Linked DNA regions of Homo sapiens: region 1 is linked to region 2. Evidence: chromatin loops called from intact Hi-C (ENCODE). Cell type or tissue: A673. All regions are shown on one strand. Links, peaks and the distances in the headings refer to the core of each region. The heading gives the core; the rest is flanking DNA. Region 1 holds the start of CDH8 (cadherin 8). Region 2 overlaps LOC105371302 (a long non-coding RNA gene).

What was found. A loop is a pair of places that touch in the nucleus more often than their neighbours do. Peaks named below come from ENCODE experiments on the same cell type or tissue, not always from the same donor. Only the 100,000 strongest peaks of a DNase experiment are listed, where the experiment ranks them.
Region 1: a loop joins it to region 2, with 4 times the contacts of the local background. A loop is called at or near these places in 6 of 110 quality-filtered maps.

The regions. Positions count from the first base shown.
Region 1 is chr16:62,027,611-62,043,530 of GRCh38, forward strand. It overlaps CDH8 (cadherin 8), which reads right to left and starts at 8,828. Exons shown (of 12, transcript NM_001796.5): 1 at 8,470-8,828. LOC124903777 (a long non-coding RNA gene) reads left to right here and starts at 8,980. Exons shown (of 2, transcript XR_007065217.1): 1 at 8,980-9,167; 2 at 9,603-9,823. RefSeq lists an enhancer at 6,629-7,130. In A673, for the core only: no CTCF peak of the experiment used is centred there; DNase peaks (open chromatin) are centred at 7,641, 8,291, 8,831 and 11,171; H3K4me3 peaks cover 6,195 bases; H3K27ac peaks cover 1,875 bases.
Region 2 is chr16:61,426,148-61,442,067 of GRCh38, forward strand. The region is part of intron 1 of LOC105371302 (a long non-coding RNA gene); the gene reads left to right. Among named protein-coding and RNA genes, the nearest start is that of CDH8-AS1, 480 kb to the right of the region's middle. In A673, for the core only: a CTCF peak has its summit at 6,425 (motif pointing right); a DNase peak (open chromatin) is centred at 6,514.

The DNA of each region.
Region 1 (15,920 bases), core at 4,636-12,635, 600 kb after region 2:
TAGCAGCCTGTTTCAAAACAGGTAAATGCACATTGAATTCAAAGTGGTATTTCACGAAAGCAGGGGGTGGCGATTCAGTGTGTGACCCAGAGCAATTCACCCAAGCCCTGGCTGAATGGGGCTGAGCAGGTAGAAAAAGCCTTTGGATTTTAGAGAGGAAATACACTTGCATTTATTCAAATATAAATAATACAGGAAGATCACCTTTCCTAAAGCCTTCAGAATTCTCTAACCAGATTCCCTTGGCAGAAACATATTCTGAAATTGTTTATGTAAACACACACACCCACACACATACACGTGCACATATTATTTTGTGTATCCTTCACTCAGCCACAACCCTTCCGGTCATCCTTTCTGGCATCAGACCACATATTTATCCAGATGTCAATCTGTCCAAAAGCATATTGTTTGCTTGTTTTGACATCCAGAATAATATCTGTCAAATCCATTTTTTTTTTTTTTTTTTTTGAGTTGGAGTTTCACTCTTGTTGCCCAGGCTGGAGGGCAATGGCACGATCTCGGCTCACTGCAACCTCTGCCTCCTGGGTTCAAGCAATTCTCCTGCCTCAGCCTCCTGAGTAGCTGGGATTAGAGGCACCCGCCACAATGCCCGGCTAATTTTTTTTGTATTTTTAGTAAAGATGGGGTTTCACCATGCTGGCCAGGCTGGTCTCAAACCCCTGAACTCAAGTGACCCACCTGCCTCAGCCTCTCAAAGTGCTGGGATTACAGACGTGAGCCACCGCGACCGGCCTCAAATCCACTTTTTGCTCTGTTACTGCCATGTTACTCCTCTCTACCTGAAGTTTTTGTTTTCTTTAAGTTCTATAATTGCTGGTTTCCTTTGCAAAAATCAATAAATAAATGCCTCTCCTCCTCCTTCTTTCCCAAGGTAGAGTCACAAGTTTATTCTTCACGTAGAAATTTTTCTGTTACAGAAATTTCAGAATGGGGTGACTAAGCCAGTGACAAAGACAATAAAGTCAAAATAAGATCTCTTCTCTAGTGTTCTAGAACCAGACCTTTACTTAGAAAACTTTCTTGGAATCATCAGTTTAGTTAAGATATTGAGAGTAATTTTCTTCTGTTGGGCTTTTTAAAGGCAAACCAGTATCAAGATCATCCTAAAAAAAAAAAAACGAGTATCAGTCCCACAACTCCCTTGCCAGTTACAGACACAGTGGTGGCCAGAAAGTCATTTCTCGAGTCTAATCTAAATCCCTCCTTCTTTGAAGTCACGCCCTTTGCAGTCTTTAGATCACATGTTCAGAATTTAACAGCCAGAGACCTACTGAGTGACAACATTTCGTGCAGGTCCTTTAAATCATAGCAATCAATCAGAATCAACCTTCTTCTTATCAACCTTGTAATTCAGCCGAACTGTGGAAAGCCCCATGAGATAGCTGTTTAGAGCATTGACTCTAGAGTCAGATAGAAGTAGTCTGAATCACAGCTCTATCGTTCATGAAATAAGTCACCTGGGCACGTTTATCTTATTTGTGGCAGGTGAAGAAACTGATGCTCTGTGTTTAATACTACCTACTTTGAAAGATTAAGGAAGAAATAAATAAGGTAATTTAAAGTCTTTGTCAATGTAGCTATTGTAGTAACTATTTATTGGATGTTTCGAGTGCTTAACCGAAAATATTTACTGATTTTTAAAAATTATTTTATTGCAATCTCTTGCTGTGTATGTACTTCAGTGGGGAAAATTCCAATGTTCTGTGTAGACAGGTAATAAGTAAAGTAACTTTTTTAAACTCTTGATTTGTAAAACAAAAATGGCATGAACCAGGGTGGGTATAAATAAAATAGCATTTTAGAAATAGCTTTCCCTCTCCACAACTAACATACAATTAAAGCAATGACTTCGAGTAGTTTTATTAAGCCTCAGAAGGGCTGCATTTTTACTGTCCAGAACGAACCACATCTTTCCTTCCCATAGAAGACATGACATTGTCCATGACTATTTTCTGCCGAGAGGACAGAGTACAAGCACTACCTGTTCATGAGTGAGCTATTCTCTTTCAATCAAACTGTAGCCGCTCATTAAAAAACATTGCCTGGTACATATCTTTTACAAGATAAATTCCATTGCACTTCATAATCATCTACATTCCTGTGAGGACAGCACAAGTGGAAAGTCTCTACTAATTCCAAGATGAATCCAAGGTGATAGCTATATACTACTTAGAAGGGAGCTCAGAGAAGATAATGCTCGTCAGAGATTGCAACTAACTTTTTCTATTTATTTCAAGAAACTTTAGCATTGATGACAGAAATTAGATTTCTCTTCTCACTTAAGAAATGTGGAAATGGTTAAAATCACTTACATCCCATAATGGGGGCTTCAGAGTCTCTTATACTGAAATTGAAATGCAGCCAACGATCCTAGTATAAGTCATCCAGATTCTGCCAATTAGATTACACTGTGTAGTAACCATGCTTACAAGTGCACCTTACTGTCACTCTTTCATGCTTCTAAAACTTTATAGCTTAATAACCACTCACTGACACTTAACGTGAACTACAGACACAGGTGATGGATGAGTAGACAGTCAGATAGACAGCAAGCAATTATTTGACAAAAATACTATTGAGTTATGACCCAGAATGTATAATTTATGAAAATTAAGGGAGTTGCTTATGCAGATTCCAAAATACGTATACAATCTTCAGCTACTATAGTTTAGTGACACTCAAAGGCAAGAGAAGATATGTGTTTTAACCCTCTGATAAAAATAAGTATGAATTGTTTTTTGTTTTTTTTTCATTTTTCTGAGCATCCCCATGTTGAAGATGGGAATAGTTAGACACAAATGTGAATTCTGTTTATAAAGCTCAACCAGCAACAGACTAATAAAGAAGAAAATGTGCCTTCGTACTTTATAAATCAAATTTTGGAGATGAATCTTCTTACATAAAAAGGAAATAATTTCCTTGTGATATTTATACCATTCCTCCATCTACTTATTTTGTATCATTTATGTCACATCTAGAATCAAATAATCATATTTTATTCATTAATCTATCTAGAGAGAAAAAGACATGGAAAATATTGTTCTGACTGCAAATGAACTATAAATATACTGTAATATTTTCACTTGATGTACATAAAAAAGAGTAAGGGGATTCCATTTAATATTCCTTTGTAATATCTTCAACATGCCTAAAATATCAATAAACACATCCACAAAAGTACCTTATCATGGCACACTATTTTTCCCTGTGTCTATATGTGAGGGCCAGGTATCCTGCTGATTAATACAGAAGAGTATGGAATTGTCTTTGAAAACACCCATAGTTGCAATTCACATGAGGGTAAGGTGAACTGTTCAATTCAAATACAAAAATATATGAAAGAAAAAGAAGGAGGGCAGGAAGGAGAGAGGAAGTAAATTAATCCTTAATTATTTTTTATACATTCTCAACAATGTACAGACATTGAGTCACCCATGCAGCAACTCCACAATTAGTGCATTTTTTTGCCAATAAAATATAACTTTGCATCAAATATAGTTTAATAGCATTCTTTGATGCAAGTCTAGTCTTGGAGGCATTCTCATTTTTACAAAGCTGAATTATGTCATTTTTTATATTCCCATATCATTTAAAAGATGATTGTGAGAGAACAAAAATATGCTTTGTGGAACATGAGTAAGATTGATTTGAAAAAATGAGAAAAGCTGTGACTAAAAATAGACTTAGGAGGACTTATGAAATTTCTGCAGAGAAAATTGTGGTAGATAAGTCAAAATATTGAACTTTGGATATGATTGTATCTCTTTCTTTTAATGAAAATATGCTAGTGTAGGGTGCAGGGTCTTTGCTAATTTCTTATCGCATAAAATAAATATTTACTGAGCACTAACTCTGTGCTTAGCCCTGAACCATCCATCGTTCTAGCATTTGCAATTGTCTTTGGCAGTGGAGGCAGAGAAAGAAAACTGTTTGAAGGTTCCAAATATAAATGGTATTCATTTATGATACTTTCCAAAGAGATACAGAAAATCACATCTATATACTTCTACCTACTAAGAGAACTTAAACACACACACCCACAAACACACACACACACACACACAAGACATCCAAGCAAGAGGATGGATATTGTTTATGATAGGAAATAGCACATGACATTTAAAACCCAGGAAATAAAGCTTAAAACTTGATAAGAAAAAGAAACAGTATTGGCCCCGGTGCTTTGCCATGAAGCAACAGAGATTTAGTTAGCGGCAACATATGGTAGAAGCAGCTAAATGGCATCCCTTGAACTTATTTCTTTTCTGACCTTTTGAAGTTGCCAGGTTCAACTAATTTTCTCTTCATGGTTACATCTAAAGCAGCTTCCAGAGACAGGAACAAACAGTTCAGCAGAAATAGATTCGCATCACAATTTTCTGTAAGAATGAATTGAGAAAGCACTAATAGCCCTTTGGTTAATTAAGCCCTGCTAAATCGGATGATGGCCTTTGTCCATCAAAAAATTGTTCTATTTCATAAACATACGTGTATTAGATACTGGAGGGGAATTCCCAGCGCCACAGATAACATTTTTTGAAAGACTGATCAATATACAAATCAGAGTAGCCAGAAAGGCAAATCAAATAATCTAAGGCAGATGAAATGGCAAAGGGAACATGATAAAAATCTCAGACTTGAGCCAATAAATGAGTTCGTTATCTGGGCACATTTTCAAGAAGCATGCTGTGTATATGTGTGTGTGTTATTTGCGTGCGTGTGTGTGTGTACATAATACAGAGCAACAAGAATTATCATTGGTTTATCTACACCCTCCCACCCTGAGAAGTGTATAACACACCAAAGTTAGGACGTTTTTCTTAATTAAAAAGCAAAGTTAGACCATTTCCTCTGTGAATGCCAATAGCGCTGAAAACAAAAAGAAAATTGTTTTTCTCCACCAGCTACACTGAATAACTTTGTAACAAATATAAAATGACTGAAACCAGTTTCAGCAGCACCACTGAGCAGAATATTTTCAAAAAGAAGTCTTCGGACCTTAAATTGCACCTCTAATAGAAAGGCTTCTCCGATTATGCTTGTCCCTTGATTTGCCAGACACAAAAGTTTGCGGATGGACCAGAAAAGTGTGGTTGGAAATACGAATTGAATGTCACTTTACCCCTTGAAAGCCTTTGGTTTTGCATGGAAAATCTGCTCAAATTGGAATGTTGATAAAGCCGTGAGGTGTGCCACCTTGAGTAGAAAAATAACAAAGATTGTCATTTTTTTCTTTAAAGCATTAATTTACCTACATTGATGACGTTTTCTGAACAGCTGTTGAAGTGTGGGTTTGAACTTTTTAATATGTGCATGTTCTTTTTCCCCACCAATAAACAATGAAAGGAACCTGGAAAGCAAAGCCCAGAGGTACAATTTCTTGAATAGAATCATTATATTCTCATTCTTTGGAGTTTCTGTGCTTTGTTCCAACAATCTGTTCCTCCTGACTAACAAGCAGTATCAGACCTTTGAGTACATTCACATCAGTCTTTACAAATGCCTTCTCAAGTGGTCTTCTCCATCCAGCTGAGCATTCCTGGGCTGTTTGTTTGTTTTGTTTTACATCGATCATGCTGCCATTGGCTACTTAAATTGTGTTCAGTGCTAATTGAGGGATTGCTATAAATGAATACTGTGTTGACCACAGTTCTACATAATACCCAAATAAAGTTGTTTTCCAGTGTAAGGAATTCCTTCCCTTCAGAGTTGACATGTCTACAGCAGGCAAATGGAACTGCTATTCTAGTGAAGACTGCTATCAAATTTTCTGTTCTTTTAGCTAAATTCATGCAGCTTCAAGAACTCAAGAAATGCATCCTACACACCAGAAATGCAGCCAAGAAATGTTACAGAGTCTTGAATGTAGAGATTTACCCATCTTGAAGGCTTTAAGAGACTGTAAATGATAAAGCAGAAGCACTGATTTCTAACAGTAATAATAATTAGTAATGTAAGAACCAATTTGCAGGGAGAATAGATTAAAAAGTTTGAATGACAGCATTACAGCACAAGTTTCAGAGCACATTAGCCAGTGTCTCTAAAACATTTGGCCTATTTGCGATGGTCAGGGGATAACTTGACATTCACTTGGGGAGTGTGGGGATCAGAATGAGGAAGGTGAACTGCCACGGAAGGGCTCTGAATGAAGCAGTCCCCGGAGTTGCTGGAAAGACTCCCCTCTCTGTTTTCAGAGGGATTTTCCTCAACTCCTCGCCTTCTTCAGAGTCCAGAAAAAAAAAAATCAAAGGCGATTTAAAATACTGTGACTGCTCCAGCATGAAATGACTATGTGACAGCGAGCTTCAAATCTGCTAAAGCAGAATTACAGAATATTATTATCAGAATTATTATTTAATAAGGGGGATAGCTCTAGAATTTATTCCAGCCACAGAGCTCGGGGAAGTGGAAAAACATGTCTGGACATGATGATTATGGAGAACTCCCTTTAAGGGAAAAAGAATGTAACCCTAAGAGAACATCCTTCAAAGGTACCACTTCTCTCTGTAGAAGAATCCCACTCCCAGCCCCCACCTCATATATATATCTCTCTCTCAAACACACACACACACACACACACACACGCACACGAAGAAATCCCTGCAACACTGGACACAGCTGATGCAAAGCAATATCTAGGCAGGGATTTTACTGGTATTTAGCATGAACGACAGGGCTCACTTTGCATGCAGTGAGGTGCAGCAGCGAGGCTGAATGGATGGAAAATCCCACTTTCGAATCTTACATAAACATCTTTCCCACATATAGTTTTCCAGTTGAAAAGCTCCTATAATAAAGCCTGAGGTGACAGCCCAAGGAGGGTTTTTAACCATTGAGATGGCTGTCAGGAGTGTTGTAAAGAGAACAGGCGCTTCAAAAGCCAGCCCCCATCCCTCGGATCTGCTTTGCGATGGTACCGGATGCGAGAGGACAGTACTCTCGCTTACCTTCCCTAGCGTCCCCTCGTTCCCATTGTCAGCCCCCAGATATCATGACGCCAGGTGAAAGAAAGCAGCTGATCTGATTAGCAGCTCGGGCGCGCTAAGGGATTGTCGAATCATGCCTCCTAAGGAGGAAACTCTTGTGGAATCTTCAGGAAAGGGTGGTAAAGTTGAAAGGACCTTTCCTCCCTCCCGCTGTCTTGGTGATAAGCTCTATCGTTTAATTGGTGCTGAAGTGAGCAGCTGCCAGCCCGATTTTCCATTACGGACTAATATTGTGCGTTTGCAACAATAAACAATTAATGTGGTTTGATTTCTTACATTTAGCAACCCAAGCAAACAGCTGCCATCTCCGCTGGTGGAGGCAAACGGCTAGTCCTTGACATGCCGCCGGCTCCGTGCCTGCGGGGGAAGGGTCAACCGCAAGGAAACTTTGAGGATTCTGCCAGACTGGGTGGGGGAAGGCTCTGGTGTTTGGGAGGAATAAGCGGAGGAAATTGTGGATACCTGTTGGCATCAGCGTTGGCGGCAGCACGTTTTTTTACCGTTTCCCAGCCTTGGCTGGATCCTGGGAGAACCGGAGTAGGTCCCTTATGAACCTCTTACGTACTGGCAGAACCTAGGCAAGAGCCTTTTTCCCTCCGATCCTGCGAGGGGCGCGACCAGCCCCTCAAAGGTTCCCGGATGAGAAGCGGCCAGACCACAGAAAGCGCAGGTCTGGGCTCAGCTGTCCCTAGGAGAGCGGCTACGGAGTCCCCGGCTTAAGGGGGCCTCCGTGCACGCAATCTCGAGTTGCGGGGAGACACTGCCTGGGGGTCCTGCAGGGGTGCTGGGCAGCGTCTTGGCGAGGGCAGAGCCGCAGGGCGACTCCGGAGCCCGGCAAGTTTGTAGCGGGCACCGCACCTCCCAGAGCTGGAGCTGCCACTTGTGGGAAAGCCTCGCGCTGGGGCTTTCGCAGCTGAGCCTTGGCCCGCAGCCCTGCCGCGGGGGTCGCCCTCCCTCGCCTCGGAGATGAGGCGGTGCAGAAAACCAGCCATAGACCACTCGGGCCCCCTCGCCTCCTTTTTTCCCTGGCTTGCACCCTCCGCACAGCGGGCTGCAGGTGCTTCCCATTCACCGCACGGACCCCGCAGTGAAGGCGCGCGGCTGCAGCCGCGCCTGCCTGCGTTGGGAAGCGGCGAAATAGCCAAGTCGCCGCAGGGAAGGAAACCGGCAGGAAAACTGGAGGGGCACAGCCTGGAGCTTGCTACTCTCTAGGATCTGTTGTCAAAGCAGTTTGCAAAAACAGTCAGGCAAAACCTTGAGGCGTACGTACGTTATCACCCACGGATATCGCGAAAGACACAGCTTAGCCCAGAGCCTATGCTAAGAACCCTCATCCACCATCTGAGGGGCAGGAGGCGCGCAAGGTGTCCGAAGGGGCATGGGAATTCCTATAAGAAACGGTCCCTTCTGGATAGTCGGAACATAGAGGAAAACGGGGGTGGGTTAGGGGAACACTTACTCTTGTGGGGCCCTGCGCTGGCGAATGTCAAGCCTCCAGGTTCACAAATGGCTGGAGGTGCTCGGGGTTAGCTCCCGAGGGCGGCAAGCGCCGACCGGTCCTCGCTCGCTAGGCAGGCGCCTCCGGATTCCGTTCATGCCTCTCGGAGCTACAGGGCTTGGTGCGGAGACGCAGGGCGGGCGCGCTGGGCTCTGGGTGTCCGCAACCCAAAGTGCAGCTGGTGTCTTGACGCTACCGTCTATGCACAAGCCGGCGGCGGCGGCGGAGCTTGGAGGAGGCAGGGAGATTCCAAATAAATCCACTAATTCTGGGCTGAGCGCTCCGGCGTGCGAGCCCGCCTGCCTGCCAAATGTAACTGTGAAGTGATGTGGAAAAGTGAGCCGGGTGCCTCCCCTGACGGATCTCATTGGGCAGAGCGCAGAGGCAGGTCTACCACTTGGAAATTCATGTAAGCAGTCCCCCCTCCCCGCCCCCTCCCCGCCTTCCCCCTTCGCTCTCCCGCGCTGGCTCGATCGCTCTCTTTCCCCCTACCCAAGTGGGCGCACAACTTTTCGCTCCTCGCTCCCGAGCAAGCCCCGCGCGTCTCTGCCGCCAGAGCCACGAGGTGAAGATGCGCCCTTCCGCGCGGTGCGCGCAGCCCGCTGAGGACCGAGCTCCTGGATAAGTGGGCTGGCAGATAATAACAGCATGCGGATGAGGTACCTGCGAGCTTTCTCTCTAGAGGTCTCACCTGAGCTCTGGGGCTGGCGTTATGTTGAAAAGCGTCTCAGTGACCCGCAGCTATTTTCCGTAGGAGGAAGAGGACGCGACAGGGCAAAGGGTTGAGCGTGGGCAGCTTACCTCCTCTTTATTCCAAGGGCCTCTTGCGTACAGAATAGGGTGATTGTGAGACCCCTGCCTGCAACTCAGACGCTATGTAGAGGCTGTGTGTCGCGGTTCTGTGATGGAGCGCATTCCTGATGTCCCCGTGCTCCTTTGGGAAAATGGGATGAGGGACAGCAGAGTGGCAGCCAGGAGGGGCGCGCAGTAGTTGGTTGTGGGGAGGAGGGCAGGCAAAGCAGAACTTGCTTGGGAAATAGGGGAGGAATTTCTAGGTCTTCTCAATGTGCCCTGATCTTGTCATATCCTCTCAGATACCATCCTTGCGGTTCTCCTGCCTCCACCAAGACCTGCCCTGTCTGTGGTCACTTCAAGTCTTCTGATGGGCTGCGCTCAGATCTTGAGAAATGGCCACCCTGGGGTAAAAGGGACCATGAATCAGGAGGTCCAGATTTCTTTTCTTTTTCAACACTGGGGCTAACATGTAGACGATGCCACAGTCATCATCTTCTAATAAAATTAGATAAATATAAGACAAATAAATTCTTACCTTAAAAAAAAAAACCCTCCCCTCCACAGGAGATCCCGATTTAGTCCCTTCCCTGTGTGCACTAGACGTGAGCCTGAGGGTGGATTTTACCATCTGGGGACAGAGCAAGAACAGAAGGGGGAAAAAGGTGCAGGGGACAAGACGCACAGTCTGTAGAGCTTGTACTGTCTCACTCAAATTAATGAGAAAGAGTGAACAGAATGAGAAAATAGGCACAACATGCTTATGATATTTATGCAAATTTGACATTTTTTTGTGTGCTGCATCTGACAACCCATTGTGAAATGTGAAAAAGAGTATTGGCTGTAGCTCTAATATCTGATTGTTTCATGTTCTAGCTGTCATAGGCAAGAAACTTAGTGGATTATTTCAGAGAGGGAGAGGTGAAGAGAACCAAGTGGTATTTTTTTTCCCCCAGGCAGTCACTAAGTAACTGTTTGTTCTCTTCTCAGACTGTGTCTGCTTACAGGGTATTGGAATTGGCTAATTCTGTCTTGGAAAAAGGAGCAGCAGTCAAGGCTCAATCAAATTATAACTGCTGCTAGACCAGACAGTCCCAAGTGGACAAAGAAATAGATCACATTTTGGGTTGTGCTTAATTTCAGATATTCATTTTCACTTGAACAAATAATTTGAACCGTTCCTTGGGGTAACTTCTTACATCTATGAAAACTCAAAAAAACTCATGTGCTACTGAAAGCTGGGGATTGTCACAAGTAACAAACTTGTCTCAAAAAAAAAAAAAAAAGCCAGATTGTTAGACAATATCCTCAAATCTCATTTTCTTAACAAACTATGCTGACATAGTAAAGATAGTCAGAATCCAATGGCTTTTAAAGAGAGCCAGAATCCAATGGCTTTGGGTATCTAGGGTTAAGAAGAGTTTGCTTTGACTCATCTTGTCCATATTTACTCTTACAGCAGTTATATACATTGTCTTCCCTGAATTTTGGTCCTCTGGAATTCAGGGTAACCTGTCTATACCTGCTAATATCTGCTCAAAGCGTTACAATAGGAATTTCCTGACTAATTCTTAAGAGAGGTTTGGATGATTAAGCAGTGTGATAGAGGATTAGGATAATGTTAGAAAGCCCTATAAGGATATTTCTAAAATAATCAGGGATGCTGAAAGACAAGGCATTTATCTCTTTAACAATTCCACCCACTCTTAATAAGATGCAGTGTAATGTCACAATGGTGAAAGCCTACCCCCTTAAGAAAGTGTTTTCTTTTCAACATCCTCTCCAGGGTTACAGCCTTCCAGCGGGAAGAGGACTGTGGTACATAGGCTTTTTAGAATGGCAAGTGAAATTGCATGTGTTGTGGAGCATTGCGGGGGAGGAAGGGTGAGGAATTATCTGATAGGGCAGGAGTATAATTGGAGAAGGAGTTGGGGGGAGGGAGAGAAGATTGCATTCAGAATAACCTTGGCTGACTAATGCAAAAAGTAGAATGAGGCAGGATGTCTCTAGCCTGGGTCTCGGTGACAGGCAGGCAGTTTTGCAGGGGAGTCTACTGTAGAGAGTGAATGAGATGGAGAGGGACTCCATGTAGTAAAATACACTTTTATTTTTTCACTATGGCTGGAATGTTTGTCGTAATTTTGACCAAGGGACACAGTAAACCAAGTGCCCAGCTAGTTGCAGAGTGGGGAATCAGATGGTTCATAGGAAACAGAGCTCAAGAAGAGGGAGACAGTGTTAGGAAGTCTCCAGCTTCTCTGGTTGGAGCAGGAGATGACAGAATGGAACATAACTATTATTTGCTGCGTTAAAATGCAATCTTTCGTCGTTTTCATTCATCAAGATAGAATTAAAAATTAAAACAAACTAAAAACAAAATGTATTTACCATATTATGATTACTGGTAACCTTTAGATTTATTGGATTGCTTGTAATGTGATATCTATGGTGCCAGGTATTATCATTTAAAATAAAATCTCAAGAATATGACATATGAAAAATGACAACTCAAATTACCATGTAATATTTTTCCAGAAATGAAGGGTCCCTTTCCTGTGTTTCATTAGGATGAAGATATCTGAAACCATGCCCTTTATTTGGGGTATGGGGCAAGGGTAAGTAATATGTAACAACTCTGGCATTAAGCTTAAGAAACTTAAATTTTATTTTGGATTCCAATATTGAAGCGTAAGTCATAAGAATTAAAACATTAAGAGAGAAGTTTTGGGGCTGGGCATGGTGGCTCACACCTGTAATCCTAGCACTTTGGGAGGCAGAGGTGGGCGGATCACAGGTCAGGAGACCGAGACCATCCTGGCTAACAAGGTGAAACCCCGTCTCTACTAAAAATACAAAAATTAGCCGGGCGTAGTGGCGGGCGCCTGTAGTCCCAGCTACTCGGGAGGATGAGGCAGGAGAATGGCGTGAACCTGGAAGGCGGAACTTGCAGTGAGCCACTCCAGCCTGGGCAACAAAGTGAGACTCCGTCTCAAAAAAAAAAAAAATAAAATAAAAAAGAAGAAGTTTTGAGAAGTTTGTAAATGTTTAAGTAAATTTAGGACAGCTTTTTTGTTTATGAATTTGCTTTAAACCATTCTCTTACTAAGATTATGAGAAGTTATTATGGTGCTCTCATTAAACCAATGTGAGCAATTCTGGAGATTCCTTTAGACGAGTGGTTTTCAACCTGCAATCCGTGGACGAGCTCCTGCCTCAATATTTTCTGGAAATTTGTTAGAAATGCAAATTCTTTGACCCTGAATCTGAGTGGGGCTCAGAAATCTGGGTTTTAACAAATGTGCTAGGAGATTCTGTTACCTGCTAACATCTGAGAACACTGCTTTAGGCAATTTCTTTCTCTTGTGACATGTATAAAGATGAGAAGGAAAAAAATAAAATAGTGTATTGTGTTAATATTTACTGTTTTTGTCCCAGAATATTCTGTTTTAAGACAAAATACTATCTTAAAAAACAAGATTTGAAAAGAAGAATAAAAATGTAAGCACACTAAATTTATCGTCTGAGTACCTCACTAATGTTTAGTATGGGATTTGAAAAACTAAATTGATTTCTTTAGAAGTAGTTATGAATTCTTGACATAAAATCATCATTGAGCTTGCTATTCAGAGTTGTGATGCTCTACATTTCTTGGCTTGCTGGTTTTAGCTGTCCCTGAAATTAGGCCTGCATCTCTGAATATTGACTATAATTACTAATCTTGAGTTTGTCATTATACTTTCAGTAAATGGAGGTGTAAACACTTTCTGAAAACCACATCTGTGCTGAGAGCATTTTGGAGAAGGTTTTCAAAATGGCATTATCTTCCATCTTCCCAGGTACTAGAAAAGAGATAAGCTTCAATTCAGCTTCTGAACAGAAACTTGGTCGGACGGGCGGCGGGTGGGGTAGTAAATAGATTTAAGAGGACTGATACAAAGCTATCAAATAAGCCAGTCCAGGTTTTGTGGACTACACACTTAGCATATTAGTGTTTGGGTTTTTCTCTATCTTTTTTTTTCTTCTGTAGGAGAATAGCAACTAGATTAAGATTCTAGACCACTCTTGTTTAACTTAGGAGAAAAAAGGAGGAAAAAATTAAAAATAGTTCCCAATGTGTTCCAAGTAAAAAGAAGAAAGAAGAAAAAAGAGTAAGAATAAAAAAAGAAGAAAGAGGAGTAAAAAAGGTACCCCACTCCCTAAAATACTACTACTTTGGTATAACAGAGTGTATTTCATACTAAAATATAATAATTACATTTAATTAATTTTAAGTTTGGCTTAGAAGATTACCATTATTTGATATTTGCACACTTATACTAATGTGCCATTGCAGATATATAGGGGAATACAGATGTATGGAGGAGGGGAGGTGAAGGGAAAACAATTATCTTAATATGTGCAAAATGGAATTTATAGTTGTGATTAGTTATCAAGATGCTTATTAGAGAGAAGACCACATGTATATGCAGCGGACAAATGTTACAAGATATTGAAGGGAAATTAATTATTGAGAATGTGAACAGGCTTCTTTTATTAGTCAAAGCTGGATAATACTAAGGATTTTTGTTTGTTCTTTTGCTAAAGATGCTGCCATGTGGAAATCAGGGCACTGCTTTTAGGTTGCCGTCTCCCGCCTGCATAGGCAACTAGTCCTGTTAGAATGGATGCCGAAGCTTTTTTTCTTCTACCTCAAGTGCCCTCTAGCGTGCAATATCTGTGCATGTTGCTATGTACAAGGAGGAGGAAAGAAGAAAGAAAGAGAAATATTCTACCAATTGCTATCCTAATTCCTGAATTGCTCTGCTCTTCTTTTCTCCTTCCTCAAAGGGGTCATTTCCACCTAAGTGTTTAGCAAAACAAAAAAGGTGCTGTTGCTTTTGCATGAAAAACTAATCACTCATTCTCTAAACTGAGAAACAAATGCTAATCCTTTCTCAGGGGTTTCTTTTGAACATTCATCATAATTTTCCAGAAGTTTCATACACTCTAGTAATCAGGCAAATAAAAGAAGGTAAGTTGCTCCCTAGGAAGAAATTCTGTTTTGTTCCTCACTCCACCACGGACCAGCTATAAGGCTTTTGATGCAAAGTGATTAAACTTTCAATGGATTTTAAGTTTGTGTCTCCATAAGAGTGCATAATACTTCTTTCCATCCTCAGGGGGGTGGTGTGAGGTCTAACTGAGGTTTATAAAACAATTTCAGTTCCTTAGATACAATTCGATACACATTTGAACTTGACTTTCATCTTGCAACTACTAACGGGGTTTCAAATTCTCTTTGGTAGTCCATAGGGAAACTGTGATCAGGATCTGTATTTTCATAAACATGTCGTTAAAACAGCTGTATTGTAAATAGTGGATTTACTTAAGAGATTTGGAATGGTAGAAAATGGAAAAGGATATTTGCAGAAGAAAAATACACTTGTTTTTGCAAACATGTCTGTGTATGGATAAATATAGTTAAATAGTAAGGCAAAATTTCTGCAAGACATACATTTGGGCATATCTTCCTAAATTTTAAAACAAACTAACAATAACAGAAGGTATTTTTACTCACCCAGATGCCACCCGCTAAACTCTTAGTCTCTGAGAAAGGAGATACCTGTAAACAAATTTATGTATTGGCATCTGTTCAGATGGTAAGATATCTAGACACCTGTTATATAACTTGGAGATTACTATTATAGTGATGTGATTATTATGCAGCATTGTGTTTTATTAATATCCTCATAGCTACAATACTTTGAAGGGCAAGAAAGGAGAAAGGCAAGCTAACATGACATATTTCATTACTTTCTTCTCATGCAGTATCTCTTTAATTATTAAAGCACTATAGATGGTGGCTATCGTTTGTATCCTTTAAAATAGGAGAAAACTGAGGCTCAGAGAAGTTAAGTGATTTGTTCAAGGTTACACAGTTAATAAGTCAAAGAGTATAATTTAAACCCATGTTTTCCAACTTCAATTGTTGTCCAGCACTGCCTCTCAATATTAAACTACTAATAAGTGACTATTATAACCTACTTTTAAATAATGCAATACCTCACTATAGAATGGATTCATAAGTTGCAATGAAAAAGAAGCTAAACATTCTGTGTTTACAAAGAGAATCTGAATCTTTAATTGCAAGTGATTTTGTAAATATAGATCCCAGATTCCATGGCTAACCAATTAAATTAAACTCTCCAAAATAATGTGTATTTTTTTTAGAAAGCAAAAAAGGTAATTTGATTCAACATTACAAGCATCATTCTGGAGACCATTTGGAAATAATGAAACCAAATGACATCTAAAGTCTTGTTAACCTCCTTACTGCTAGAGTCCAAGGTTAAGTCACAGTTCTGCTATTGCTATTTAGGTTTGTATATCCCTTTATGTATGTTCAAGCACATCAGCTCTCCTATGTGATCCTTGCCATAATCTTGTGAGGTGAGAAGACGATATATTATTACTTCAATTTTATACAGTTACATGCTTTTAGAGCCCAAAGGGCCCTTAGAAATCGTCTAGTTCAATCTCTTCATTTTACAGAAAAAAAGCTGGGTAAGGCTTTTGACTTCTGAGCCTAAGGTTACAGAGCGAGCTCTTGAACAAAAGAAAACCAGAGCACAGGTCATTGG
Region 2 (15,920 bases), core at 2,032-10,031:
CCCCCAGGCTGGAGTGCAGTGGCACAATCTTGGCTCACTGCAACCTCCGCCTCTGGAGTTCAAGCGATTCTCCTGCCTCAGCCTCCTGAGTAGCTGGGATTACATGCATGTGCCACCATGCCCAGCTAATTTTTTGTATTTTTAGTAGAGTCAGGATTTCACCATGTTGGTCAGGCTAGTCTCGAACTCCTGACCTCAAGTTATCCGCCTACCTTGGCCTCTCAAAGTGTTGGGATTACAGGCAAGACCCATTGCACCCGGCCTCATGTAGATTTGTTTCAATTTTACAATGGCTATGTTTAATAAGAATAATACCGAAAAAAAAAAACCTCTGGACTAGTACTCATGAGACATGGATCTGGTTGAAGATTCACCACCTTATATTTTTGGGGCAGTCACTTCTGCTTTCTGACAGTCTTAAATAGAAATTGGTTTACTGGTACACAAAGGCTCTTCTGGATATAATGTTCCATTCATCTATGATCATTTGACGCATTTATATATTTCTATAAGGAGACACTCAACCACCAGTTCCTTAATTCCTTTTCCTGATTGTGTTTCTCACCATCCTTGATGGCTGCCCATCTCTGGGCCTTATATCTGTCACAAAGTTTGAGGCATTATCATGGTGATCTTATATAGTCAATACTCTTCTAGGAAAGAAAGTATCAGAGCTGAAATCTGTGTTCAACTAGCCATACCAATCCATCTTTAGCTTTCCGAAATATACTCAATTCCAACATCTTTCTAGTTATATTTGGATGGACCATTGGATTTATCATTTCCCTTTAAGATTGTACGCTTCTTGAGGAAGGATGGCTTGTTTAGCCAAATTAAGCAGTGTCCAGATCAACCCCTTCCATGCACAAAATCAACATTTAGCAATTTGGATGAGTGGGCCTTTGTGTTATGTAGATGAAAATTAGATATATAGACTATTAATCCTCAATATATTTATGTTTTATCCTTAGTAAGACTTTCTGGGGTCTCCTTGCTGTCTCATTTATGTAAATAGTCAAGCATAGGGTATTTTTGCTATTGTAAATATTTAGATGTGTCTTGGGGTTTATGTATTTAGCTTAGTTACCTCATAGTTGTGCATATAAACTAATGCACATGAAGTGTTCAGTAGCTCAGAGTCGAAGTAACATACTTAACATAAGCAGAGTACTTCTGCAAAATCAGGTAGAATTAAAAATTTACAAGGAGAGATTCTTAGATAATTTAGTCCAATTTCTCACTTCATGTTGTTATCCCTATAGAATTATTTACTTGACATTTTGATTTGAACCTCAACATTCAACTTTCTCTTGTGAATAGGCTTCAATATTAATGTAGCTGGCCTTGGACTGTTGAACCCAGATCTTACCTGAGGCAGGTATTTGACAGCAGGAACCATGTAGATATAATTTTGTATGGAACATATGAGGCAGAAGCCAGGTGTGGGTAATTCACTGCAAGGAGATGAAGGAGATGTTAATAAGGTTACTTCTAATGTTCATGTCATTTCTGATTCTTTAACAATTGCCACATTTTATGTTTCACAAAGTTTCCAAAAGCAATACTGGCTAGAGGGTTTAGAAAACTCATTATGCACTGCCATTTATTAAAATTATAAATGGCGCTAAATGTTGCTTAAGCACTTTCTTCATCTGGAAAATAAAGGTATTATTAGTACATTCTTCAGAGGGAAAGCGTGAAGATTAAATAAGCTAATCAATCTAAAATTTACAGTGGCTCTGGGAAGTACAATAACGTGCTCAATTTTACCTGTTGTATTATGCCATTTCAAATTATTTACTGAACATTCATCTGTGTCAAACAATTTGCTAGGCACTGAGGGTTCAGCATAGAACAAAAGATACAAGACCCCTGCATTTACAGAGATCATATTACAATGGATAAAGGCAAACAATAAACAAAAAAAGTGAGAAATCAAAATTAATGGTAATGGTAAAGTCTATAAAAAGAAATTGAAATGATAGAATATAAGCAAGTGGTCATTTAAGGTCTTCCAGGAGAAATTAAACTTAATTTGAAATTTGATTGAACAGAAGTAAGTCCTGTGATGTTAAATGGGAAGAAGATTTCCAGTGATGAAAATATATAGACCAAAACTTCCAAAGAAAGACCATCCTTGCAGCATTCAAAGACCAGAATGAAGCCACGGTGACTTGAAAGTAGTAAATGGGAAAAGGGAGTGAGGGCGAGATGTGGAATGATAGAATATGATGTTATGACTCATATATATAAAGTTTGGAGACCATAGTAATGAACCTGGATTTTACTCGAATATAAAGAGAAACTATAGAGAAAGATATCACGGTCGGATTTAAATGTCTTCCTCCCTTCCTTCCTTCCTTCCTTCCTTCCCTCCTTCCCTGCTTCCCTCCCTCTTTTTCTTCCTTCCTTTCTTTCTTTTCTTTCTTTTCTTTCCTTTCTTTCTTTCTTTCTTTCTTTCTTTCTTTCTTTCTTTCTTTCTTTCTTTCTTTCTTTCTTCTTTCTTTCTTTCTTTCTTTCTTTCTTTCTCTCTCTCTCTTTCTTTCTTTCTCTCTCTCTCTCTCTTCCTTTCTTCCTTTTCTTCTTTCTTTTTTTCTTGTCTCACTTTGCCACCCAGGCTGGAGTACAGTAGAATGATCATGGCTCACTGCAGCTTCCAACTCTTGGCCTCAAGTGATCCTCCCACCTTGCCTTTAAGTTTCAAAATGACAACGGCTTCTGAGTTAGGTAGAAACTATAGAAAGGCAAATGTAGAAGAAGAGAGATGACTGATCTAGCAAATGTGGGTAATGAAGATGGGTTGAACTAGGTAGAATGTTAGCCATGGAAATGAAAATGATGACGGCAGAACAGCGTTGTTCAATGGAACTTTGTGATAATGGAAATGTTCTGTATCTGAGCACTGGAAATATAATGAGCGTGACTGTGAAACTCACTCTTATAAATTTTATTTAATTTTAATTAATTTAAATTTAAATATCCACACATGACTACTGATTTTCCGATTGAACCATGCAGCTCTAGAAAGTGACAGGTTGGAGTCAAACTGACACACCTTCAGAAGTCCATGTTCTTAGCTACAGCCCTGTAGCGCATTACTTAAAAGGTGCAAAAGAATAATTTTTGAGCTGCTCCTTTTATAACTCTTCCTAGGCTTCCTCTTCCACTTCAGATACAGAGGGGGTGATCAGCAACACCGAGAGAGTGCAAATCATGCCACCCAGCACTTTCTCACTGTGGGTGCTTCTGCGGAGCCCAGGCTGCCTTGCAATTCCCCTCTTGTTAATAGCATGTGGTATAAAGTGAGAAGGAGAAATACATTTGCTTTCTAGGAACACTTAGCGATCCTGATAATGTGTTTAGTACCAAAGACCTGCTTTAAATTGTGAAGAGGTTGTATTTAAAACTGTCTCTTTCCAGTTGATTGTTAATTTATGGCATCATTATAAGTGACAACAAATAGCTTCTCTGGGATGGCAGAAATGCAATTAGATTGTCACAGACTGTCAGCAGTTGTATTTGGGTGTGATTTTTAATGCATTCTTTATGTAAGACTCTACTGCTAATAGTAATAATAGAAACACAACTTGTTCTTTTAAGGAAGGGGAATAATGAGCATATTCTATTATATTCAGAGTGGGAGTTGCAGCAAAGAAGGTGCTGTAAACATTGGAGTTCTCAAGATTCTCCTTGCTTAGTGCCTGCATTTACTAAGCACTCAATAAATATTTTAAGTGAAAAAATAAATAACAAAATAAGTGCCCTTAAAAAATAAAACTCCAGAATGAGTATATTCAAAGTGTGCTCATTACCTCAAGTAATGTCACTAGATGATGCATACTTATTTCAGTATTTCTCTCAAAAGATGTTTGAGACAGTTTCTGAAAAATTTCAGTCTCTTCTAGGTGATAGTTAAGGGCAGACACAGTTGATGGCCCGAGGTAAGTTCTTAGGGGCTCTGGAAATTTACATTAATGTTGAATGACTATTGAACATCCATGGTGTGCAAACCTCACCCCTTTATAGGTGAACAAATTGCACATGTTAGGGATCTGTGCAGCTGTCTTTTGAGTCTATGACCTTTAAAATAAACACCCTCTCTAATGAAGAGTAGTTAACTTCATAATCTTTGGAAAGAGCAAAAAACCAGCTGCATGTGGGTGAATAACGTGACTGTTGATCAATTCAGGGGATGCTTTTTTTTGCTGAAAAATGCAGTATGATAATATACATATAAAACAAGCCCATAAACTAGAATGAAAAGAGACTTTCCAATGTTCCCTGAAACTAGTCAGTGCCATTGCATTAAGCGAACAGTGTTTTGAGGGAACCAGTATAAAAGCAAAAAACAAAAACAAACTAACAAAAGACCCATCTTTAACTTTGTTTTCTAAAGACCAATCACAATGAGAAAACTGAAATATCCAGGGGTCTCTTGGCAGAAATCAACAATATCTGGGAGTTCTTCTTTTAAAGAGAGGCATACTGAAGAAAGCACAAATCTAACCAGCTGTTCTCATCCTAGCAGTGTTCAGGAAACATAAAGCTCACCAGGCCAGGAGAATAGCTTTTGGCAATACTACTTGGTGACCAGCAGTAGCCCTCTTATTTATTTATTTTACAGATTCTTTGGTGTTCCTTCAAATAATCTTAGACATAAGATGAAAAGGAGGATGACAAATACTTAAGTTAGTTTCGCTGCATTTCAATCCAACATTTTTCTCCAGGAAAAGGAAAAATTATGATGCAAACATCACTGTCTGAGCTTGGCCCATGTTCACATAATTTATTCCCTGAATACCTGCTGAGTAACTGTGATGTCTCAGGTCCTGAGCCAGATTTTGGCATGTCATCAGTATATGATAGACATGTGGTCCCTGCCTGCAAGTAGATTTTAGTAGATACATTGTTTGGAAGGAGAGATACTATCTCATTTTAAGTACAGTGCTCAGGAAAGTACCAGACTCATACTGCACTAAAAGCTTTTACTGCTCATAAATAGTTCAGCCTTTATTTTCAGTCACTTAGAACTCATATACTAAATTCTACCCACACTGCCAGCAGCAGTCAGATAACACTGAGTACCAAAAAAAGTTGTTCTCTAATGAACGAGACTCATGTCCAACTCTTGTATTTCTGCTGCACACTTTCTTTCCTGAGCTCTAAATGTAGCTATCCAGTAGGAAGTGAAACATAAAGAAGTATTTGATTTTTGTTCTTCAAGTATCTTCTTCCCTCAGTCCTTACTTAATAAATGCTATCACCACTTACTGAATTACTCAAGTCATAATACCTGATAATTACTCTTATTTCTTCCTTTCTTCACCTCCCCACATCCTATTCCTAAACCATATTTTGAAATAATCTGTTCTTCTCCTCTTTCTTTCTTTCTTTCTATCTTTCTTTCTTTCTTTCTTTCATGAGACGGAGTCTCACTCTGTTGCCCAGGCTGGAATGCAATGGTGTGATCTCATCTCAGTGCAACCTCCGCCTCCCAGGTTCAAGAGATACTCCTGCTTCAGCCTCCTGAGTAGCTGGGATTACAGGTGCGTGACACCGCATCCAGCTAATTTTTGTATTTTTAGTAGAGATGGGGTTTCACCATGTTGGCCAGGTTGGTTTTGAACTCCTGACCTCAGGTAATCCGCCTGCCTCAGCCTCCCAAAGTGCTGGGATTACAGGCATGAGCTACTGTGCCCGGCCTTCTTCTCCACTTTCATTGCTACTATTCCAGTCCACACTACCACTGTCACCAATCTGAACCCCTATAACAGTCACGTTATTGATCTTTCCTACCCTTGCCTTTCCATAAACCATTCAACACATAGCAGATAGAAGGATATTAATAAAATCAATTTTTCTGAAAATAATGTTTAATCACCTCCTCTTGAATTTTTATTTAAAATTCAAACTCTAAGCCGTGACTAAAATGACTATCATCTGATCATCAAATACACAAACTGCTTTCTCAACTCAGTTAATTCATGGGTGGCCTGATGGTAACACTCTTCCCAGGAGCTTCTCATTTGATTGCCTGGTTTCTTTACAACATTCAGATCTTCTCAGGACAGCTTTAATTGACAACTCGATCAAAAATGTAAAGTCTCTCTTACTACTCTATTGCATCACCTGGTTTATTTCTTTCTTTGCAATTCTCACTCTTGAAAATTATTTTCTTTATTTGCATACTTCTTGGAACATAAATTCTATAGAGAAAAGAACATAATATATTTTGATTTTGTTGTTTTCCCATAATGTAGAAGATAGGCAGGCACATAATAGATGCACAGTAAATATTTATTGAAAGAATAAATGAAGAGACCTTTAACCATGAAGACCATGTTAGAGCCACTCTTTGATCTACCGTTGAGATATGGCATTATTATTTAGGGACCTTTTCGTTTCTCTTCCCAGTGGAATTCCACAAGGAGGCAGTCCTTACTTCAGAAATAGACCTATTACTGCTGTTGAGCACTCAGAGGCTCAACACACATTCTAAATATAGTCCTTGTATTCAGTGATTTCACAATAGCTCTCCAGAGAATGTTTAAAGACTCACTGAAACGAGTCACCTCACAAATTAATTTGCTAGTTTTCAATCTTTATTAATGCAAATTGATTGGATACTGTAAACATATACAGATGAGTGTTCGGGTTCCCACTGTTTTTTCTGCACACTGAGACAGTATGAAAAAAATAAAAAGGCTTTGCAAATAGACACAACTTCAATAAAGAACATGGTTGAGCCATCATTTTCAAGCTGGAAACCTTCTCTTGAGACTGGCCCATGTAGCTGTCTAAAAGGAATTTCACTTCCATTTTAAAAGTGTAAAATTTCTTGCATACATTTTTATTTCCCAGAAAGACATAAAGTGACATGGTATTTTGGCAACCTAAGAATATTTTTGAATAATCAGACCCGAGTGCTGATCAGTTTGAGAAGACATGTGATACAGCCAAGTTGTTTAGTGTCAGCTACTGTAAAGTGTAAAACTCATCCAGGGAATATGGAATCACTTTCTCACTCTCTTTGGGTGAAATATATGCATTGCTTCCTAGTTCACAACACCCAATGGAAAGCAAACTGAGGACAACAGCAGAAGGGTAGATGCTTTTTCTTGGTATTAAAACGGCAGAACATATTTTTTACAAAGATAAATCTCACCTTTGCACAACATTATGCATGTCTAGAAGAGTTTTCTATTGCACCTTCTCATTGAATCCTCATATCAAATAGCACCTTGCACTGTATCAGGAGAAAGTATCATTATTTCCCTTTTAGCTAAATTCAAGTGGAGAGAGAGATAGTGGCAAATGTCTCATAAATTTGAGGAAACAATAAAAGGTAAAAAGAGGCTACAAGTGGGACATTTTTAATTTAGTTTTAATCCTTAATCAAGATGCTAATAGACACTTAGTAAAGAAGTAAAGATTCAGGTTATGTACATTTAAAAAATGAGGAATTCAAGAATATGATCATCCTACTTCATAGAGAAGGAAATAAGCTCAGAGAAATGTAAACAGTCTTGTAACAAGCATAAATGTGTCATTAGACATACTAAGTTTCACAAACTTTCCTGTCAGTGAGACAGAAGCAACCATAATTTATAAATTAGAAGATTGATAAAGAAAATTTAAGAATTAGATAAGTGTGTGTCAAGCTATTGAAGTTAATAAGTACAAAATAACATATTATATAGTTTACTATTTTTAGAATTGTTTTCAAATATTTTCTTTCTCCCCCATTTAAAAAAGAAGCATCACCTTTCCTCCTCCTTCATTTCCAATCTTTAATTTTTCAAGTCCTAACAAAATAATCATAGACAACCACTGATATTTAGTGATATTTGTTTCTGACAGGCTAGTTTTTATTGAAGATCTAAACATATCTTTTTTAATTCCATGGTGATTCTAGATTGTCTTTGAACTTAACGTTTTGGGATTTTATTTTGGCCTTCCAGAGAGCTGTATGGTTTTACTAATACAAAATATTTGCTAAATCAGGCAGCAATCTACATTATTAATAACTATGAAATATTATAAATATCTAAAGAGTAATATTATAAGCAACCAAAAAACTACATCAGATTTTTATATATTAAAGATAAATTACTTTTATCAAATATTATGAAACTGAGCTTAAGAGTATTGCTTTCATTTGGTATAGATGACAATTAAAATTAGATACTAAGAAAGAACGATTGCTTAGAAGAAAACTGTGAAAACATCAGAAAATGTTTGATTTCTCAAACTTCAAATTTTACTTTTGAAATAGAAGCAGATTTTTTCCATTGAATTGGTTTTTCCACACAAGAAAATTTATATGTACACTGTCTAATATGGTAGCCACTAGCGACATGTGGCTATTGAGCACTTGAATTGTGGCTAGCTCAAATTGAGATGTGTTATAAAGGTAAAATACACAACAGTATTCAAAGACTTAGTACAAAAAAGTTTCATTAATATTTTTTGATATTAACTACATGCGGAAATAACAGAATTTTTAGTGCATTAAGTTAAAATATTATTAAAATTAATTTAATCTGCTACTTTTTTATACAGAGGCACTAAGAAATTTAGAAATTTGTGTCACTTATATGAGCAATGCTTGTTTAAACATGTAGAAATGTTCTTGAAAACTATAAAGCTGTAACTACTTGTATTTATTATGTACTGAAACCTTCCTCACTTGACAAATGTTGAAAGTTAGTCTTTGCTTTTATAGAAACTTATTCTGCAATGTCTGCAAATTACCGTTTGTATGCCATTTATTTCAATAATTGTGGAGAAAAATGCTGGTAATAAGGAGCCCTTTTTGTTTCATAGAATTCTAGTGAATATAAAGATAATGAGGGAAAATCTTCTAAATTTAATAAATAATTATGTTGAATGAAAATAATGCAGAGGTAGGTAAGGGATAGGGACATTAAACTTGAAGATATTTTGAGGCACACCAACATATTTTTATTTCATAATTCTGTAAGATATTTCATATAGGGAAAGGCTCACAAGATAAAATTACATAAAAAAGGAAATTATAAAACCACATATATGGTCTGTGAGAGAAAAGAGAAGGGAAATTTACTTTATTCTTTAGAAAAATAGTTATTTTGATGTAATTAGTATTGACAGATTCATGGATTATGAGTGATTTCTATTTTCCCTTTTTTGTATTTTTAAATAAAGGTATATTTATTTTTTGATATCATCCATAATGAAAATATATTAACTTTGTCCTAAAGTACCTTAATAATTTTCTGCAAAGCTTTTAATACTAGTCAGCAGCCAACAAGATAACTTGACATGAATTCATTCCAAAAACCCAGAGTCATCAAGGAAAAATGTTTCCCAGTGAACATGGCCAAGGGAAAACACTATTAAAATTTTCTTCGTAATTACACACAGAATCCAGTCAGTACAGTGAAGACAACTTGTAGAAGCCCGAGGCTATGTCCACACAATCTGGTTTCCAGGTAATTTTTCAACTGTTTTCCCATTTTCAAATATATACATTTTACATGTAGATCCTGACTATTCACTCTTATGGGGAAAATGAAACTAAAATTTGTGAACTGGATTGCATTGCTTTAGGATAGTTCCCCCACGTAGGGCAAGCACAACCTTTCTAACATAAAATGAAAAAAGCTGTCCAGTTAAATTTCAGCAAAGACAGACCACAGAAGGGTTACGAACGTCTCTTTGTAGTGCTTTTGGCAAAAAATATTTCAGATTAAAAAAAAAAATCAAAAGCAGAATAAAAAGAAATGTGGTGCTTTCTTTGGGAGATATAGAAAGGTATTTTTATCTAAATGGATAAAATATATTGTCAAATAGAAAATACATATTTCTCTGAGCGTTTATGCAAGAAAATTGAAAGAGTAAATGAGAAGTCAAAGTCATCGCAAATAAGAAGGAGACCATTCACTTGAAAAATGTTAATGGAGGTAAAATGTATGGAATATATCAAAAATTCGTCTGCAAATTGACAAGCAGAGCTGACAAAATATAGGCAGATGCCCATTAAGGTGCCAAACATTGAAAATGCTAGAAAAAGTACCTATCAGGGAACCAAGATTATTTTCAATGGAGCTAAAATGAAAGTTTCTGAGTGGCATTTACCATGCAAAATATCTCTTAAATATTGTCACAGTAGGAAATTGTTCTATCAAAATAGAAGGTTTTTGTTTTTTAATATTGCCTTTAGAGCCCTCTAATGGCCTTGGGAATTTATGAGGTTAGATCTCTCTAGTCAGGGCTTAGAATTATTTTAGAGCACTCTTGCTAACTAGTTAACCTACTTCTATTTTTAGTCATTCTTTAATGCAACAAATGTTTACAAAGCAACCACTCCGTCAGTTATTATGATGACTCTAAAAATATAGGTGATAAACAAAACACAATTTTATCTTTTCTTACAGAGCTAGCAAGGAAAAAAATATATAATAATGTAATAATTACTTATTTCATAATTACTGACATGTTGATGTGAAGAAGTGCATGAAGCATTTGGTAAAATTTTGAGATTCAGGGAAAACTTCCTGAAGAAAGAGGCCTATGAATTGAGATTGGAGGTATAAATAGCAGTTAACTAAGCAAAGAAAACAACTGGGGTGATGGGTTGCTCTAGGCAGAGGAAATGTGAAGATGCTAAATCAGGAAGAAGTGAATGTGTTGTAGAGATATAAAGAAATGCAATATGAAAGCAAGAAGACAGAAAGAGAAGGGAGCTGCATGATGGTGAAGAGGGAGGTGGAGTTCAACCACAGTTGAGGAGTACATGTTTTATGCTGTGTGCACTGAAATCAGAATGATTAAACATGTTTGCAAAAGATAAAATTATGGAGGTTATCATATAATAATAACAATGATTGAGCACTAAGTAATTTTGCATATCTTATCTCATTTAATGAGTTGACGCCCATTAAGCTGGAGAAAATAAGTTGTGGCTTATTTTACTTACTCTTACAAAGTCCCAAATAATGTTCTGTATTTCCTAAGCATATTTCTTTTTTTTTTTAAAGCATATTTCATTCTTTCTTCTTGGATATTGTTTTTCTTTCTTTCTTTTGTCTGTTTTGAGACAGAGTTTCGTTCTTGTTGCCCAGGCTGGAGTGCAATGACACTCATTTTATTCTACAATTTATATATTCTTCAAAATTGTTTTGAGTTTATATAATGAGTTTCCTATTTAAACTCACAGGTAGTTGGGGTTTTTCTTTCGGAATGTGAATCTATTTTAAAACCTTCTTAAAACATGGTTGTGTACAGATGAATATGATGCATGAAGCCACTTGACATGGGCAGAAGGATAGCCTCTGATAATAATCTGGCCACAGAACCTTTCTAGTCTTGGTTTTCATTGAACCTGCTGAGTCTAGTTCCAGGAGCATCTTGAGAAGAAATCCTATCTATTCTGCCAAAATGTGTCTCAGTGTTTGGAAACCTGCAAGCACGCATGGCTACCACCCTCATTTTTATGTTGGACCCATTTGAGGAGTAAAATTCATTGCTCCTCAAGGAATCTGCAAGAGCACTAACTCACTGTGGTTCCTCAGGCTCCTGGCACAACCCAGATTCTCATGAGTGATCACCTTAAATTATGTTGTGAAGGGACTTGTGATTAAATGAATGAGCACCGGAGTTTGACTACAGTAAATCAGCAAATAATCACAGGCATGGAAAAATATATGAGTGCAATTTCACAATGTCTCATATATCTGCATTCGCCTTGGCAGGCTTTGATACTCCCTGCATTGAACTAGAAGTCATCTTTTATACCTAAGTCATGGGGACAGGAATATTCAACTTTGTTTACTCTTGTAACCACTTATACCATAGTTCCCACAACTTCTCGCTTCAGATGCTTCTGATGTACCTTGAGAGCCCTTCATATATCACTTTTATAAGGTTTTGTTCTATGAAAGATTGCCTAAATTTTTAATATTAAGGTCGTATTTTGCAGATACTATTTTTTAAACATGAAAAATTTTTGATATGGATATACTTCTTTTAGAAAAAATCATTTATTCATTTGACAAGCTAATTATCTTTTGTACAATTTTAGGACTAAATTCTATGTGAAGAATTCCATTAAAAAAGAGTAGTTTGTATAGATGATGCCATTTCTATTCCTTAACTATATTTCATTAGTCCATTTTATTTTACCAGGATAAAAAGTTTTAAGACATGTGCTAACCTCAAAGCTATGGACTAGTTCACTGAAAATAATCAGTTGCCTTACTTATAAGTGCTCATTTAATAAACCCATGAGTATCTTCATGTTTTGTTAACCTCACTTGAATAAACAGAACTCAAAACTGACTCTACATTAAGGCTCTGCAGCTCCTTAAATTTATTTGAGAATATTGGCACAAATGTTTATGACTTCTGTGTCGAAAAATGGGCAAGGAAGAGTCCTCACCTCACTGGTATTCCCTCCTAAAGTCAATGTTGTTGAGACAAGTTAATGAGAAAATCACAGACCATTGTCTTAGTCATGGTAGGATATTTGCAAGATTGCTGCTGTCCTCCAAGAATTCCCTAGAATTGCGTGTATTTTTCGTAATGAGAGATGGTCTTTGAAGATTTTTAAAAGATATCTTTGCAGTTTATGGAGATATATATATATATATATATATATAAAATTTCCAGGAATAATATATATCTTTTCTTTCTCTTCTGCAACACTGCTGCTACAAATGTAGATCCTCAAACATTTGATTTTGTACGAAGACACGTGGTCACCACTACCACATTTAGAAGGCAATTTGGCAATTGGAGATCCTCTGGGTTTTGTTTTATTTTGTTTCTGTTCTCATTATTGCTTCTTCATTTCAAATGCAGTATTTAATGATTGTCATATATAATTTCAAATTTAGTTTTAAATTTGGAAAAGTGAAATTTTATTCTATAATTTATATATCCTTCAAAATTGTTTTGAGTATATGTAATGTGCAAGGAACTTTGCTAGCACTCAAGATGCTACAAGTATATGAGACAGATCTTTGTATCACACAGATCTGTGAAACATCTAAGCCCTACTTCCTAAGGAGAAGAAAGATTAGTAACTGAAATGTTTACAAAGTAATATGTGCTTTAAGACATATACAAATCTGAAGATGTAGAAATTATTTTCTTCAATGGATGCTCAGAAATGTCCTCATGCAGGTAGCCATTTGAACTTGCTCATAAAGAAAGGTAGGGTTTGTGTCTGTGAGTGGGAAATTGATGTAGCTCAAGTGAAGGGCAAAGACATGTAAAAAGAGATGGAGGATGGAAAGAATGGAATAATCAAAGAATTTGTTTTATATGAATCAAGTGCCTAGGGTTATGAGATCCTTCAAGGGCAGCAAAGGGGAAGGGAGATTTTCTTTAAAAATTGAATTTCTGAATAATGAAATGCTAGTTTTGACTGCAAAGCTCTGACCACTCTCTCTTCGACTTTCAATCTGACCACTCACTCTTCTACTTTAAATCATTGGTGGTCTCCATAGACACACAAGTTGTCTGAAAACAGATTGGAATAAAGAGACAATGAAAGCCATAGAAATAGAAGTGATAGAAGGGCTAATTAGGGGCTATTCTAAGTTAAAAACTAGAGATCATGGGAGGTTAAAATAGAAAGTTCGAAATAGAAATAGGGGACCCATAATAACCTGTAGATTATTGTAGCAACAATGATACGGGTTTACATGACTTGTTTGTAAATCGGGCCCTTTCTCCATGTTGTAACACATATCCAATGATGATGCTGAAGATCAGAACATAGGTCACAGGAGCAAAATACATTCTGTTTAATACAAATTATAAAGTTGGAAAGAACAATAATATTAAGAAGTCAAAGAGATTAACCTAGTTTTGACATTAGACTTAAAAACGTCTGTAGGATTTCATTTATGTGTAACCTTTAAACAGATAATCAGAAACTAGAACACATGGTGGAAAAATAATAAAGACATAGATTGAGGAGTCACTTGGGCAGTTTAGTTAAGTAAAGCTATTAGAATGGATAGGATGCATGATAACCTACTCTATAGAGTAGAGTAGAAAAGCCAGACTATAACTAGGATTCTAGTTTTGGCTTCAACAAGAACTACCAAGAACTCATTATGTATTACTCCTAATTTTACAAGAGGAACATGGATAAACTAAAAATCAACAAATTTTCTTGCACCCTTCAGAGATCTGAGGTTGCAAGGCAAATTGCCAACCCTAAATCTGGAGATAGAGGTGGATCCAGAGAAACAGTTGAAATCTGCTTACTTTGGGCAGAGCTCCCTGAAGCCGTAAACTGGTAGGTAAAATTTAATGGTCATTTTCATGAATTTTTGTAGGGTGAGTGTGGATTAACCTGTGGGTGAGAACCTCCTGAGGCCACAGTCTTGAGTTCCACCCTTCTGTAGATTTTACCTCCAGGGCCCTCATCAGCTTCTCACAGTGAAAAACCTGAGAAAGGTCCCCCTCATGGTTTCAACAATGAGAGGTGGAGGAGTGGAGGGTGGGAAGAGGAAGAGAAATTATGAATATGCCCAGATCTTTCTTTATATTAAAGGACTATTGCACAGGAGGTCAGGAGGTACTTTTGTCACAACCTTATCCAAGATAGACGAAATTCAATTTTTCTATTTCATCACCCACTACCTTTTCTATCTTGCCAAAGAGATAAACGAAAAACATAGTCAATAGGGGTAAGAACATCAACAGAGTAAATGGGAAACACTACAGCCAGGGAGTGAATGGGAGAAAAGAAATTGTATCATTGTTGAGATACTTGCTAAGGTCACAGCTGAAAGACAGTTCCACTAAAAGATGGAGATTTAATTTGACAATTACATAATGTTTCCCATCTTTGTCACCTTACAACCACAACAACAGAGACCCAGTACATTAAGAGTGGATTGCAGATGAAAGAGCTGCAAGAAATTGATTTTTGTCTGAGTAGGGGTATTTAGGAAAGTGCAGAGCAAATAGGAAACAAAAAACATCATTAGAGGAATGTGAAGGCTTTGGAGCCTACAGTTATAGCAAATGTCATACTTGTCTCAACTTTTAGCTAGATGAAGATAAAAATACTAGAAGCCTGTGTTCCTCAGTTCCTATTACTGCATATAATATGTCAGTTTTCAACAAAAAAATATTCAAAGACATGCCAAGGGCAAGAGAAAACAGTCTGAAGAGACAAAGCCATCAACAGAACCATACCCAGATATAATATGGTTGTTGTAGATATCAGAGATGAGATTTTAAATATCTATGTTTAAAATGTTAAGGGCCCAAATGAATACAATGAACTTTTAATACTCAACAATAAGAAAACAAACACCTAAGTTAAAAGTTGGGAAACATCTGAAGAAGCACCTCACCAAAGAAAATATAAAGATGGCAAATAAGCATATGAAAAGACTTTCAGCATCATAGTTCATTAGAGAAATGCAAATTTTTTAAAATGACGTTATGGCACACCTACTAGAATGGCTGTCTTTATTCAAATGGTAGTACCAATGCTTTTGAGGATATGAACAATAGGAACTCTCACTCATTGATGGTAAGAATGCAAAGTGGCATGGCAACTGTGGGCATAGTTTGACAGTTTCCTGCAAAATTAAGCATGGTTTTCTGTACAGTCCAGTAATCACACTCATAGATCTTTGTCCATGTTATTCGAAAAGTTATGTCCACATAAAACCTTCTTACAAATATTTATAGGATATTTTCCTCTAATCACCAAAAACTGTAAGCAGTAAGATATTTGTCAATAGGTGAATAAATAAACAACTTTTGGTGCATTTTTATAATAAGATAACACTCAATGATGAAAAGGAATGAGTTATCAAAACTTACAAAAATGTGGATGAATTTTAATTGCATATTGCTATTTTGAAAGAAGCCAGTTTGGACAGGCTATTCACTGTAAAATTCAA